2 separate regions of the Mus musculus genome follow, and region 2 is linked to region 1. A link is a contact called in ENCODE Hi-C or POLR2A ChIA-PET data. All regions are on one chromosome and are shown on one strand. The core of a region is the stretch at or near the end of the contact, and the rest is flanking DNA. Distances in the headings are between cores, read along the strand shown.

Evidence for each region. Hi-C counts contacts between places; a loop is a spot of excess contacts on that map. ChIA-PET counts read pairs that join two places held with the same protein, here RNA polymerase II (POLR2A).
Region 2: a loop to region 1 is called in a map of T-helper 2 cell, with 2.5 times the contacts of the local background. The contact joins the promoter of Slc45a1 here to the enhancer-like site in region 1. A Hi-C loop is called at or near these places in 1 of 37 maps with a recorded cell type or tissue (T-helper 2 cell). POLR2A ChIA-PET finds 5 or more read pairs at or near these places in 2 of 5 experiments (both embryonic stem cell).

Annotation. Positions count from the first base shown.
Region 1 is chr4:150,744,924-150,751,290 of GRCm38, forward strand. No RefSeq gene overlaps it. Among named protein-coding and RNA genes, the nearest start is that of Gm36600, 43 kb to the left of the region's middle. Within about 2 kb of position 4,313, at least 1 of the 3 ENCODE cell types and tissues checked has a DNase peak (open chromatin) inside an H3K27ac peak, as active enhancers do.
Region 2 is chr4:150,649,104-150,655,562 of GRCm38, forward strand. Slc45a1 (solute carrier family 45, member 1) reads right to left here and starts at 3,071. Exons shown (of 9, transcript NM_173774.3): 1 at 2,924-3,071.

The DNA.
Region 1 (6,367 bases), core at 3,063-5,562:
TGTATATGTGTCTGTGTGTGTGCACACATGATTGGGTGTATATGTGACTGTGTGTGTGCACACATGATTGGGTGTATATGTATCTGTGTGTGCACATATGATTGGGTGTATATGTATTTGTGTGTGCACACATGATTGGGTGTACATGTGCTCCTGACTGCGGAGCATCTCTCCACACCCAGTTGAAAGCAGGAGCTGGAGAGATGGCCAGCAGTTGAGAGCACTTACCATTCTTCCAGAGGACCTGGGTTCAGTTCCCAGCATGACTCAGCAGCTCTTAAGCATCTGTAACTCCTGACCTCTTCTGGGCTCCAATGACCCTGCACATAGGTGCTGTGCTTATGTGCAAGCAAAATACTCACACACATACACTACAAATAAATCCTAAATCAGTGTTTAAAGCAACATGGGGTAGGAGGAGCCTGGGCTACATAGGAAGACCTTTCAATGTGTCCCCTTAAGAGCAACTTCAGTTGACAAAATGAATTGTCACCTGGAAAAGATTAATTGTGTCTCATCCAAAGAATTCCTCCTTATGACACTCCATTGGCCCCTTGCTGCCGGTGGTCTAGGCCCATGTGTCAGTCACACAGGGCTCTGCAAGCCAGTACCTGCCAAAGGACTAGATTTGATTTTCCTCAGATGTCATGCGGAGAATCCATGACCCTGCTCACACAACCTCCCTCTGCCTCCCTGCCTCTGCCTGTTTCCGTGCCAGCATGTCCTCCTGGTGAGCCTAGAGGATGCTCATGGGCTCAACTCCAGCTTCAGCCTTCCAGAGCCCAACCTCAAGACCTGACAGCAGACAGCTTGGAGAGCAGCTGAGGAGCCAGGCTCTGCTGGGCTGAAAGCATCCTCTGTAGGCTGGGATCTCCTGACATACAACGGCCTCTTCTCCTACCTGGATACTTCCGATTAGCACAAAGGGATCCTGACCATCTCCTGTGTGGACCAGCTGGGTCCTCTGCAGTCTCTGAGCTCCAATCAGCCTTTCAGTCTCCCTAGGAAACAGGGTGCCAGAGAGCTGGTGACTGGCCACAGTGACTGTTTGAAGCTCACCCACCAAGGGGCTAACCTGCAGATGCCCCCTGACTAACCCTGTTTCCCTTGGGCAGGTCACAGACCCTGCAACAGAAGGAGCACATACCCACACCCCCCAACACACACACAATGACTACAATGTTGAGTCTAAACAGGATGAAACTTTGGCCTCTGTCACTATTTATTTTTTTATGTTTTTAATTAAATCTCTGGGGTCACTGACACCCTGGAGCCAGAGAAATGCAACCCTGAAGCTAGCTTGTTAATGATACACCATCTGTCTGTTCACACGGGGCGGTCACATGATCTTTGCTCTGCAGAACATCCTGTCTCACTGGCCTAAACCGGTTTGTGGGTGAAATGCTTGGGAGAAATGCCAGACACTCTCTCTCTCTCAATCTCCCTCTCTCTCAATCCTCTCTCTCTCTCTCTCTCCCCATCCTACAATGAGCAGTCAGGAAAAAAAAAGAAATCAGCTCTTAGTATCAACTCTGTTCCCTTTGTGCCAACCGTGGGTAGCACGACATCACCCTCTTTGCGCTGTAGGAGTCTAGTGGAGTCACCTGGCTTCTGGTGGCACCCTCGGAGAAGGGAAGAGATAAAAAGGCGGCACAGTGCAATCAAAGAGGAGACTTCAGTCAAAGAACACGCACAGTGTCCTCAGCATCCAACTAAGGCTCTGAGGGACCCTGGAACCCCAACCAGGGTAGAAGGGGACAGAGCCAGGAGCCCTCTGACTTTGACAATGAGAGGGCGTATGACTCATTTTTACCCATAATACTCTGATCATTGACTTGGGCCCGAGATTAGATAAAACCACTTAAGACTGTTTTCCCGATGGTGGTTTTTAGACCTGCAGCTTTTAGCTATTAAAAATGTCTCAGGAGCCGGGCCTGGTGGCGCATGCCTTTAATCCCAGCACTCGGGAGGCAGAGGCAGGAGGGTTTCTGAGTTCGAGGCCAGCCTGGTCTACAAAGTGAGTTCCAGGACAGCCAGGGCTATACAGAGAAACCATGTCTCGAAAAACAAAACAAAACAAAACAAACAAACAAACAAAAAAAACCAACAAAAAAAATGTCTCAGGAAGGAAAAGTCCACAAAGGTCCTGTAAGCGCCGGCCCTCCTGTGCCCACCATCATCCCCAGGGCAGTGGGAATCAACCTGAAGGACTTGACTCTTGGAGGACAGAAGATGAGCAGCTGTAAACTACGCTTTATGAACTCCCCTGGACTTGGGCACTCCAAAACCGCTGGGACACGTTAGATGATCGCATGCCTGCAGAACTACCCTCAGTTACCATGTCAGAGCAGGTGGCAAGCCACCACAACATGGGAGTTTGTCCTGGAGTACCCTCCTGGGCAGGTGACTGCAGCTGCAGAGGAGGTAGTGGGTAGGGAGCAAGAAGTTGTATCAGATAGGTGCCTAGCACCCAAGGTCTAACATGTGGAAATCTGGGTGATGAAGGCCCTGGCTGCTGACAAAAGCAGATAGTGCCCCCGCCCCCAACACATCTTGCATCTTTTCTTTTGACAGTAGTTGCTACCACCCTTCTCTGCAGGCAGATGTCACTTTCTGTGTCACTAGGGATGGGATGGTCTATTCTTTTGTTGTTATTATTGTTTTGTTTTGTTTCTTCTAGACAGGGTTTCTCTGTATAGCTCTGGCTGTCCTGGAACTCACTTTGTAGACCAGGCTGGCCTCGAACTTAGAAATCCACCTGCCTCTGTTTCCCAAGTGCTGGGATTAAAGGCATGCATCACCACTGCCCGGCTTGGTCTATTCTTTTTTCCTGATAATTCCACTTTTTCCTTAGAGGCCCTTGTGTGTGTGTGTGTGTGTGTGTGAGAGAGAGAGAGAGAGAGAGAGAGACAGAGACAGAGACAGAGACAGAGACAGAGACAGAGAGACAGAGAGAGAGAGACAGAGAGAGAGAGAGACAGAGAGACAGAGAGAAAGAGACAGAGAAACAGAGACACAGAGAGAGAGAGACAGGAAAAGGAGGCAGACAGATGGAAGGAGAGAGACAGAGACAGAGAGGAGAGAGACAGAGAGAGGAAAAGAAAAACAGATGGAAAGAGAGAGTGAAACACAGAGACAGAAAGACAGAGAAAATAGAGAGACAGAGACAGGAGAGAGAGACAAAGAGAGGAGAGACAGATGGGTAAGAGAGAGAGAGAGAGAGAGAGAGAGAGAGAGAGAGATCAATAGATAAATGTTCTTGCAGGAGCCTGGCCCTGGAGAACGAATGACTCATGCTCATTTATTTCACATCCTGGGCCTGTGGACTATTTCTCCAATCACCAAAGAGCCAATGGCCCAGGGCTTCTTATCACTCACTGATAGGAGTTCGCAGCCCATAAAACCCAGCTCTGCTCCACTCTGCAGGAAAACATCTGCACCTGGGCTTCTTGGCCCAGAAGAATGTGACTTAGTCACCTGTGGGTAAGTGTAGCCATTGTTCTGCCTCCCCTGTACAGGCCAGCCACCCCAGATCAATCACATGTGGTTGACAGCCGCAGGGGACCCTGGCTGGGATGTGCATTCCTCTGGTTTCTCGCCAGCCCCCCCTCCCCCCAGTAAAACATCGGTGATGGCCCTGAGCAAGCATGGGGCAAAGCTTATCTTCCTAAAGCCCAGGCTCACTCACTCCCCTCATCGGTGACAGTGATGGTGTGACCTACACTGAGGACGCGATGACAAGCTGCTGCTAAGAATTCCAGGCTGCCTTCCTCCAGTAGCACCTGGCTTTCAGGCACAAAAACACAGGGTGATGATGCTGTCACCGGATGTCAAAGGTGACTCTTGGATAAGACCATGAGTCACTTCCAGCCCTGGTCCTACTGGAGGGGCTGCTCAAAACAGCAGCTGTTGGCCCTCTCAGTCTGCGCTCGACATTTGGGTGGTTGAACGGAGTGGAAAGGCTTTGGTGCTGGACCATGTGAAAACTCATGACAGATCCTTTCATGCAAGAACTCAAAAAAAAGTGCTCAGGTTGAGCGAGCCTCCTGGGGAGGTGCTTTCTCTCAATGCCATTTTTTTTTAACGCCCTGAAGAAACAGAATGGCCTTTGCCGGTGGCATCTCAGCCGCCATGTCTAGGGGACAGCATGTCCTCAGCTCTCAGTTGGTCGGTCAGTCAGTCTGTCCATCTATCTGGCCCTCCCTTCCACCACTCTCACCCTCGACCTGTCCCACCTCACCCATCCTGCTGGACCTGGGTCAGCCCCACCTCCTATAATGCTTGCCCAGATGCTTCCCCCAGCTGAACTCCCACAGGACAGGCTAAATCAGGTCACCGACCCTACACAGCTTGTCCAACATGATCCAGAAGGTTCTGGTTGGCAGCATCGCCCAGACAGAGAGACACGCAGTCCCCACCCACAGCCTCGCAGTGTAGGGAAAGGGGACAGGATAAAGTGCAAGGCCCCTAGGGCCGTTGCCCAAAGAGATCTGTACAATTCCAACTCATCATTTACCCATCAAAGCAAGTCAAGTGGTCGCTCCTGCCTCAGAGGTGACCCTACAAGGAGTCCCGGGATCTAGGCTATTGCTCTGCCTTAGGGTGGGGACCACAGTCATCACACACTGTTACCTGGAGGGTTGGTCAGGTCAAAGGAAGGGGAGGCCTGAATCAAGCCTGACTTTCAGAGCGTGGCTGGCAGACTCAGTTCTCACGGGCACAAACAACTCTTTCTTTTATACCCAGGACACCCATACAGGATCATGGCCTGTGGCTTGCTGTGGCACTGGGCACAAAGATATCTAGTAAATACTGCTGAATAACAAGTCATTTCTCTAGCTCACGGGGGCCTTGTAATGTAAGTGCGCTGCTCTGGCTGCTAATGAGCTTTGCAAAGGCCAGGAAACTTGTGTTCTCAAGCTGGGCATGGTGGTGCGTGCCTATATAATCATAGGATTCTGGAGTTGGAGGCAGGAGGATTGGGAGTTCAAGACTAGCCTGGGCTACACGGGACCCTGTCACAAACAAACAAACAAACATGCATACATACATACATACAACCCAGACGCAAAAACTAAACGAGGAGAAGCAGCTCAGCGGCCTGTGTGCCTCCATTAATTCAACAGGTGTGTACTGTATTGCTCAGCACCCCCACTGAGCACCACCCTAGCCAGTTTCTGTCCTAAAGATCTCAGAGACAGTCCACAGGCAAAATCAAGAGCCACGCGATTGTACATTCAGCTCCTCTATTTGAGGGGCTAGGGATGTGGCTCCACTGGTAGCGTGCCTGCCTAGCATGCAAGAGGCCTGGGTTCAATCCTCAGCATCACATAAATAGGGTGTGGTCATATACGCCCGTACCCTAGCATTCTGGAGAAAGGAAGATAGAAAGTTCAAGGTCAACCCTGGCTACAGAGTAAGGTGTAGGCCAGACTGGGATACATGAAGACCTTGGGATAGATACAGGAAGAGGGGAGGGGTGAGTCCTACACAGAAGCAGCTGCCACAGAACACAGGGAAATACTTCTGGGGGTGTGGAGGGAATCAAGAAAGTTTTCCTCAAGGAAATGAAATTTCACCTGAGCCTAGGTCAAAAGTGCTGTCCTCACACACAAAAGTTGGTGGTGGAGGTGGTGGGGGACAGGATTGGTGATGGGTTTCCGGTTAGATCAGAGGAGCACAGGAGGGGCTGTCCCGAAAAGGCTAGTCAGTCAATATTTTAGGCTTTGTGAGCCACATTATGAAGTCTGCCACGTGTTCTTTCTGTGTGCCCATGTGTGTTTATAATTCTTTTAAGATGTAAAAGTCATCTTTGGTCCGCAGACCATATAAAAACAAAAACAAGCGAAGGCACACCCAAGGGGATGCCTATATTTAAAAAAAAAGAAGAAGAAGAAGAAGAAGGATAATAACAAGTTCTGGGGGAGGATGTGGAGAAATGTCCCTTGGACATTGCTAGTGGGAAGGGAGAACATGGGGGTGGATGTGGGAAGGGGTCTGGCAGCCCCTCACAAAGCTAAACACAGCTGGGACCTGACCGAGCCCTTCCACTCTTGGCTGCATGCGTATCCAGGAGAACTGGAAACATATGCTCACACAAAACCCGTGTTTGATCCTTAGAATAGCATGTCTCGGAATAGCCATTACCATGGAAACACTGGTGTCCATCATGTGATGAATGGGTAGATGAAATATAGACAGGAATGAAGTTGTGCCGCATGCCACGGCACAGAGGAACCTGGAAAACACTTCACGAACAAGTAGAAGGAAGCAGACACGGAGACCAGACTTTGCAAGACTGGGCTCTGATGAACACCTCCAAGCAAGCAAGCAAGTCCACAGGCGGACCAGTGAGCCCTGTCCTGCC
Region 2 (6,459 bases), core at 1,821-4,320, 97 kb before region 1:
TTCTGTCCCTTTAGCTGGGCTTGTGGCACATGCCTTTCTTTAATCCAGCACTCGGGAGGCAGAGGCAGGTGGATCTCTGAGTTCGAGGTCAGCCTGGTCTACAGAGTGAGTTCCAGGACAGCCAGGGCTACATAGTGAGACCCTGTCCTGAAAAACCAAAACCAAAACAACAACAAACCCACAAACAAACAAACAAAACGAAACTGTCCCTTTGACTCTGGAATGGAGGACTGTGGTTCCAGTCTGGATTATCCCGTTGGTGTAAAGGGCAACTTTCAGAGCCTGTTCCAGACGGATTGTGCAGACGGGCTGCTTCTCCATTAGCAGTAGGAATCCACCATCATATCCTGCTACTCAGCTTTAAACAAGGCTTGCATCCCTTCCTGGCAAAGGCAGACACTTGTCCGTTAATCAGTCCAGAGCAGCGGTTCTCAGCCTTCCTAATCTCTTTAACACAGCTCCTCATGCTGTGGTGACTCCCAACCAGAAACTTTTTTCCATTGCTACCTCATAACTGTAACTTTGTTACTGTTATGAATTGTAATGCAAATCTCTGTGTTTTCCCATTGTCTTAGGTGACCCTGTGAAAGGGTTGCTTGACCCCAAAGGGGTAATGACTTACAGGTTGAAAACAGCTGCTCTAGTCCAGGAGCCAGAACTAAACCCAAGTTTGGAGAAACTTCCTGTTTGTGTTGGAGTCAGGTCAGAATTACCTCTATCATCTATCTACCTATCTACCTACCTACCCATTATCTGTCTGTCTATCTATCTTTCTCTCTCTCTATATATAAATCTATCAGAGTGTGTGAGCAGGCATGTGTGTATGTGTGTGTACATGAACCATGAGAAAAGTGTGGAAGCCAGACATGTGTGCACGCATACATGTTTGTACACACAAACCATGACACACCTGTGGAAGCATGATGTGTGCATGTGTGTGTGCATGTGTGTACAGGAACCATTATACACATGTGGAAGCCAGACATGTACATGTGTGTATGTACATGTATACACATGTATGCATGTGGGTATATGTACATGTGTGTGCACGTGTGGCATGTGCATGTGTGTGCACATGTATGTGTCTACATATGTGTGTGCATGTGTGTGCACATGTGTGTGTGCATGTGTGTGTGTATATACTCGAACCATGACACACCTGTGGAAGCAGGAGGACAGCTTGCAGTATTTGGTTCTCTTTGCACCATTTGGGTCCCTGGAATGGAGCTCAGGTCGCCAGACTTGGTAGCAAATGCATTTACCCGCTAAGTCATATTGCTGGTCCCAGAATAACCTTTTTTATTAAAAAAATGTATTTGTCTGGGCTGAAGAGATAGCTTGGGAGGTTAGGAGCATTTGCTGCTCTTGTAGAGGCCCCACGCTTGGTTCCCAGCACCCACATCATGTGGACAGCAATCACCTGTAACTTCAGCTCCTAGAGATCTGATGACTTCTCTGGCTTCCCAGGTACTGGCACACACACACACACACACACACACACACACACACACACACACACACACGTGAAAATTAAGGTTTAAAAATAAAAAATTACATTTGAAGTTGGGCAGTGGTGGCACATGCCTTTAATCCCAGCACTCGGGAGGCAGAGGCAGGCAGATTTCTGAGTTCAAGGTCAGCCTGGTCTACAGAGTGAGTTCGAGGACAGCCAGGGCTACACAGAGAAACCCTGTCTTGAAAAATCAAGAAAAAAAATGTTAAATGCTTTACAAAATTTTATACTGTGACAGATTTTTTTAAAGTTACTTTTCTGTGGGCAGTTAGAGACACAACCTCTGACTTGCAGCAGGATACACCAGGCTAGCCCACCCAGGAGCTTCAAGAGATTTCCATCTCTGCTTCCTATCCAGCCCTAGGGCTGCCAGGATTGCAGGTACACGATACCACTACTGGTGGCTTTAAATGGGACATGGGGATTCAAATTCAGGTCCCCTTGCTTGGGCAGCAATTTCTTTATCCACTGAGCCATCCCTAACCTGTTATGGGCTGTTTCAACAGCACTTGATTAACAAAAAAGAAACATGCAATAACCTGAATACTTAAAAAAATGTATCTCACTTGGAATCAACCCATTTTCTTTTCTCTTTTCTGTTAAACAAAACAAAACGAAATGAAACAAACAAACAAACAAAAAACGGGGGGAGGGGGCTTTCCACCCATGGGGTTGCCTTAGGGTCAGTTCTCTTTCACCTCCTACAGATTCTCAGAGCTGTTAGTTCAAACCTCTTAAGGGGATGGAGCACTGAATCGGGGCCCAGTTCTGCTACATCTCCGGGACTTTGACTCCTTACTCAGGGCTAACTTGCCTCCAAAGTCCCGACTAGAAGCACTCTGACTTTGTTTCATCAGCACCTGACTCTCCTCCCCCTAAGAACAGGAAAACAAACGTTCTAACGACTCCAGGGGTCGTGAGAGGTTATTATCCAGAAGAGAATGAAGGGGAGGTTTGCCCGCCTCTAGTGTCAGCTTTAGCATGACACCCTCAGCGATATGACTCAGGACAGAGGTAATGACAGGGTGCTGTTCCCCATAACCCAGACATCCCAGGAGATGTTTTACAAAGGCCCCTGACCATCCAGAGGACTCAGCCTCAGGGAGGAGGTGAACCGGAAGCTGATGACACCTGCCCAGGTGGCCGGGAACAGGCCTGGGGCTCAATAAACAGAGCAGACGCTGGGTGCAAATTTTACCAGACTGCTTCTCCCTCTAGGCCTGCGGTTGCTGCGCCCCCGGAGGTTCCATTCTCAGCTTAATTCACTAAACATCCAAGAAGAACAAAGGTCTCCATGCCTGCCTAGAGCCCCCAGCCTGGGCACTAGTATCATCCTGGGGCCTAAGCAGCATTGCTCCCGGCGCCAAGCCGCGGAGCTGGGCAGAGGGCGCAGGAGGAAACGCCCGGTACCTGTACGTCCAGACGGGAGGCATCCCTTTCCCAGGCTGGGTTCCTGGTTCTTCGGGGTACAGCTCCGTCCTAGCCCGGCGCCCCCGGCCCCGCCGCGGCAGCTGCAGCATCACCCCGTGGGGCGGGGCCGTGACGTCACGGCTGCATCCCGCCGCTAGGTCCCGCAGAGCATCCTTAAAGCAGCCGGTTGGCTGTGCCATCGCACCTTTGGGGACAACCGGGGTCTATAGGCAGAATGCAGGAGTGGGAGGCAGTATGACTTTGTGGGACCAGTTCCAAAAACAGAACAAAACAAAAAAACCTGAGCGAAAAAAGAAAGACAGACATATAATAGTTTATGTTTGTTTTTCCATGGTCATGAATGTATTATAAAAGCACTTGCCGGGGCCCGTGACTGTTCTTCCTCATTCTCATTTTAAAGGAAATACATACATTTTTGTGTCTTCAATTCTAAGTAAATAGCCGTGCATATGTTTATAGATAAACACGTACCCCCTAAAATTGTGCCCATTGCACTAAACCAATCCCCCAAAGTATTACACTCATTATTCTGGCCACAGATCCATCAGGTGGCCGGGCTATGCCAGGCTTTATTCTAGACCCCTTGATGTAAGGAAGAGAGGGGGAAACCTTTCCGACCTCAGGGTTGACAGGCTAGAGAGGAATATACACATTAAATAGGATAAATAAAATAAATACGTAGGTGCTGGAGAGATGACTCAGTGGTAACAAGCCTTGCCAAGCAAGTCTGGAGATCTGAATTCAGTCCCTGGAACCCACTAAAGGTGGAAGGACAGATTCAACTCCAGTAATGTGCCCTCTGATCCTCCCCATAGCATCTGTGACACACACCCACCACTGCGCATATTCACAGTAAAGCATGCCAATGGTGTGTCAGAACACACAACTCCCTCAGAATACATACAATTTCAGATGAAACTGCTAAGGTAGAGAGATTATGGTGACTCTCCCGGGACTCTGCTGCCCACCAGTGACTGTGGCTGAAGTTGACTGTGTAGTTGCATGTCACTGAGAGTCTTAGTTCAGCTTCTGCACAGGGCATACATGTGTGCAGGCATGCAGTCTTTACTTGCCTAGCAACATTTTTGTAAGGGAAGAGGACACCTATGTTGGCTGTGACTAAACACAAACACAAGAAACAACTCCAGGGAGAGGGCTTATTCTGGCCTCTCGTTCTAGAGAACAGCGTAGGGGCGGGAGGGTGAGGCGCTACCCACACCACACCCACGATCTGGAAGCAGAGAGAGAGAGAGATGAAGGCTCCTTTGCATGCAGTCCAGGCCCCCAGCCATGGGATGGTGCAGCCCACATTCAGTGTGGGTCTTACATACTTAATGAAGCGGCCAGGTAAACACGGTGATGCTTCTTAGGAGAGACCAGATGCCATGGGGTTGATAATCAATATTTACGATCTCCAGCAACTCCAGCAAACAAGAAAGCAGGTAGATAGGGGGTGTGGGGCTGAGGGAGGGGTGTAGGGCTGAGGGAGGAGCATGGGGCTGAGGGAGGAGCGTGGGGCTGAGGGAGGGGCGTGAGGCTGAGGGAGGGGCGTGGGGCTGAGGGAGGAGCGTGGGGCTGAGGGAGGGGCGTGGGGCTGAGGGAGGGGCGTGGGGCTGAGGGAGGAGCGTGGGGCTGAGGGAGGGGCGTGGGGCTGAGGGAGGAGCGTGGGGCTGAGAGAGGCAGAGATGCTGCAAGTTTGAGTTGAGGAGGCAATGATATTTAGAGAAATACGCGGAGGTAAAGGGTCAGCTCTACTGACATCTTGAAGAGAAGTGACACTGGGCACAGGGAAGAGGAGTGAGTGCAGACGCCCTGGGGACCTGACATGATCCAGACAACTACAGGCCTGTGCTGAGCAGCCACACGGTTGCTCCAGAGGGAGATGCATGGCCGTGGGGGTTGAGGTGAGGACATGTTGAAGAAATGATACTTCGAAGACAACGTAAGGCTGAGGACGTTCTCAACAAAGGGTTGATCTGCCCACAGGTGGCAGATCTGTGGGCAGGGAAGAGCCCAGTGAGCACAGAGCTTGAGAGGCCTTGTGATGGGAGAGGCTGCACAGAGGCCCAGGTGTCGGAGAGGAGGGGCTGCAGTGGCAGCTGGAGGCAGGACTCCTGTCATTTCCTCCCTCCTCCATCTCTCCTCCCTCCATCTCTCCTCCCTCCATCTCTCCCCCCTCCATCTCTCCCTCCTCCATCTCTCCCTTCCTCCATCCCTCCTTCTTCCACCTCTCTCCCTCATCCATCCTTCCTTCCATCTCTCCCCCTCCATCTGTCCCTCCCTCCACTCCTCTATCTTTCCATCCCCCACCCCCCCTTTCCTTCTTTTAATGAGGTCTCGTTATACTACCTAAGCTGACCTTGAACTCTATAGGTTTATGCTACCATGCTGGCTTAAGTAGTGTGATTGTGTATGTGTGTGTTTGTGTGTTTGTGTGTGTGCTGGGCTTGGACCCTGGACCCTCTTGAAGGCTATGTTGAACAATGTCACTGAGCTACACCACCTGTTGCCATTGTCTAAGAGCAGGGAGAAGCCAGAGAGGGTTCATGGGTGGGGGCAGGCACTGTGAAACAAGCTATATTCCTATTCTGCAAAGACCATGAGGCTCTTGGTGGGAAACTGAGAAGGTCAGGGGTGGGTGTGGGGACGGGTCGGACAGGAGGTCGAGGCCTGGCCTAGATGGGAGGAGACAACTTTGAGGGTAGAAGTGGCCAAGGACAGGCAGAGACATGTCCTAGCTTGCTCTTCTGTTGCTGTGAGAATCACCATGGCCAAAAGCAGCTGAGAGAGGGAAGGGTCCCCTGACTTACATGTTCCTGTGCGGTGACTGTGCATCATGGAGGAAAGCCAAGGCAGGAACCCAAAGGCAGGACCTGAAGCACGGGTCATGGAGGAGCACTGTTAGGGACCCGCCCCACAGCTTGCTCCCACAGCTTCTACATCCCAGGCCCTCCTGCCTAGAGATGATCCCACCCGCAGTGGGCTGAGCCCTCCACATCAGTCAGCAAACAAGAGAATGTCACAGCAAGCCTCCTGCTTCTGTTTCTCCAGTCTAGGAATTTGGGATGCACTTTTACCCTAGCTTTGGAAACCTGTTTGAGAAACAGGTCACATGTAGCCAGACTGGCCTAGAATTCACTTCGTGACTAAGTGGCCTTGAACCCCTGATCTTCCTCTTGCCTCTACTTCCCAAGTGCTGGGATTAAGGGTGTTTGCCATCAGGGCTGGTTTACACAGTGCTGGGGTTTGAACCCAGAGCCTCATGCGTGTTAGGCAAACACTCTACCAACTGAGCCAGGGCTTTCCTTGGCCGTGGAGGCCCTCCCTGAAGTCTTGTGGAAATGCTACCTTCCCCTATGGGTGGGACCCTTTTCACATCCAGGACTTGGTCCTGGAGACATGGTCACATGTAATTGCAGGGAAGCTAGAACCTCCGTCCAGAAGAGGGAATGGGGGTGGGGGTGGGGCGGCAGCAGGTGCCTCACGGAGGATTGTGCAGAAGACAAAGATTGGTA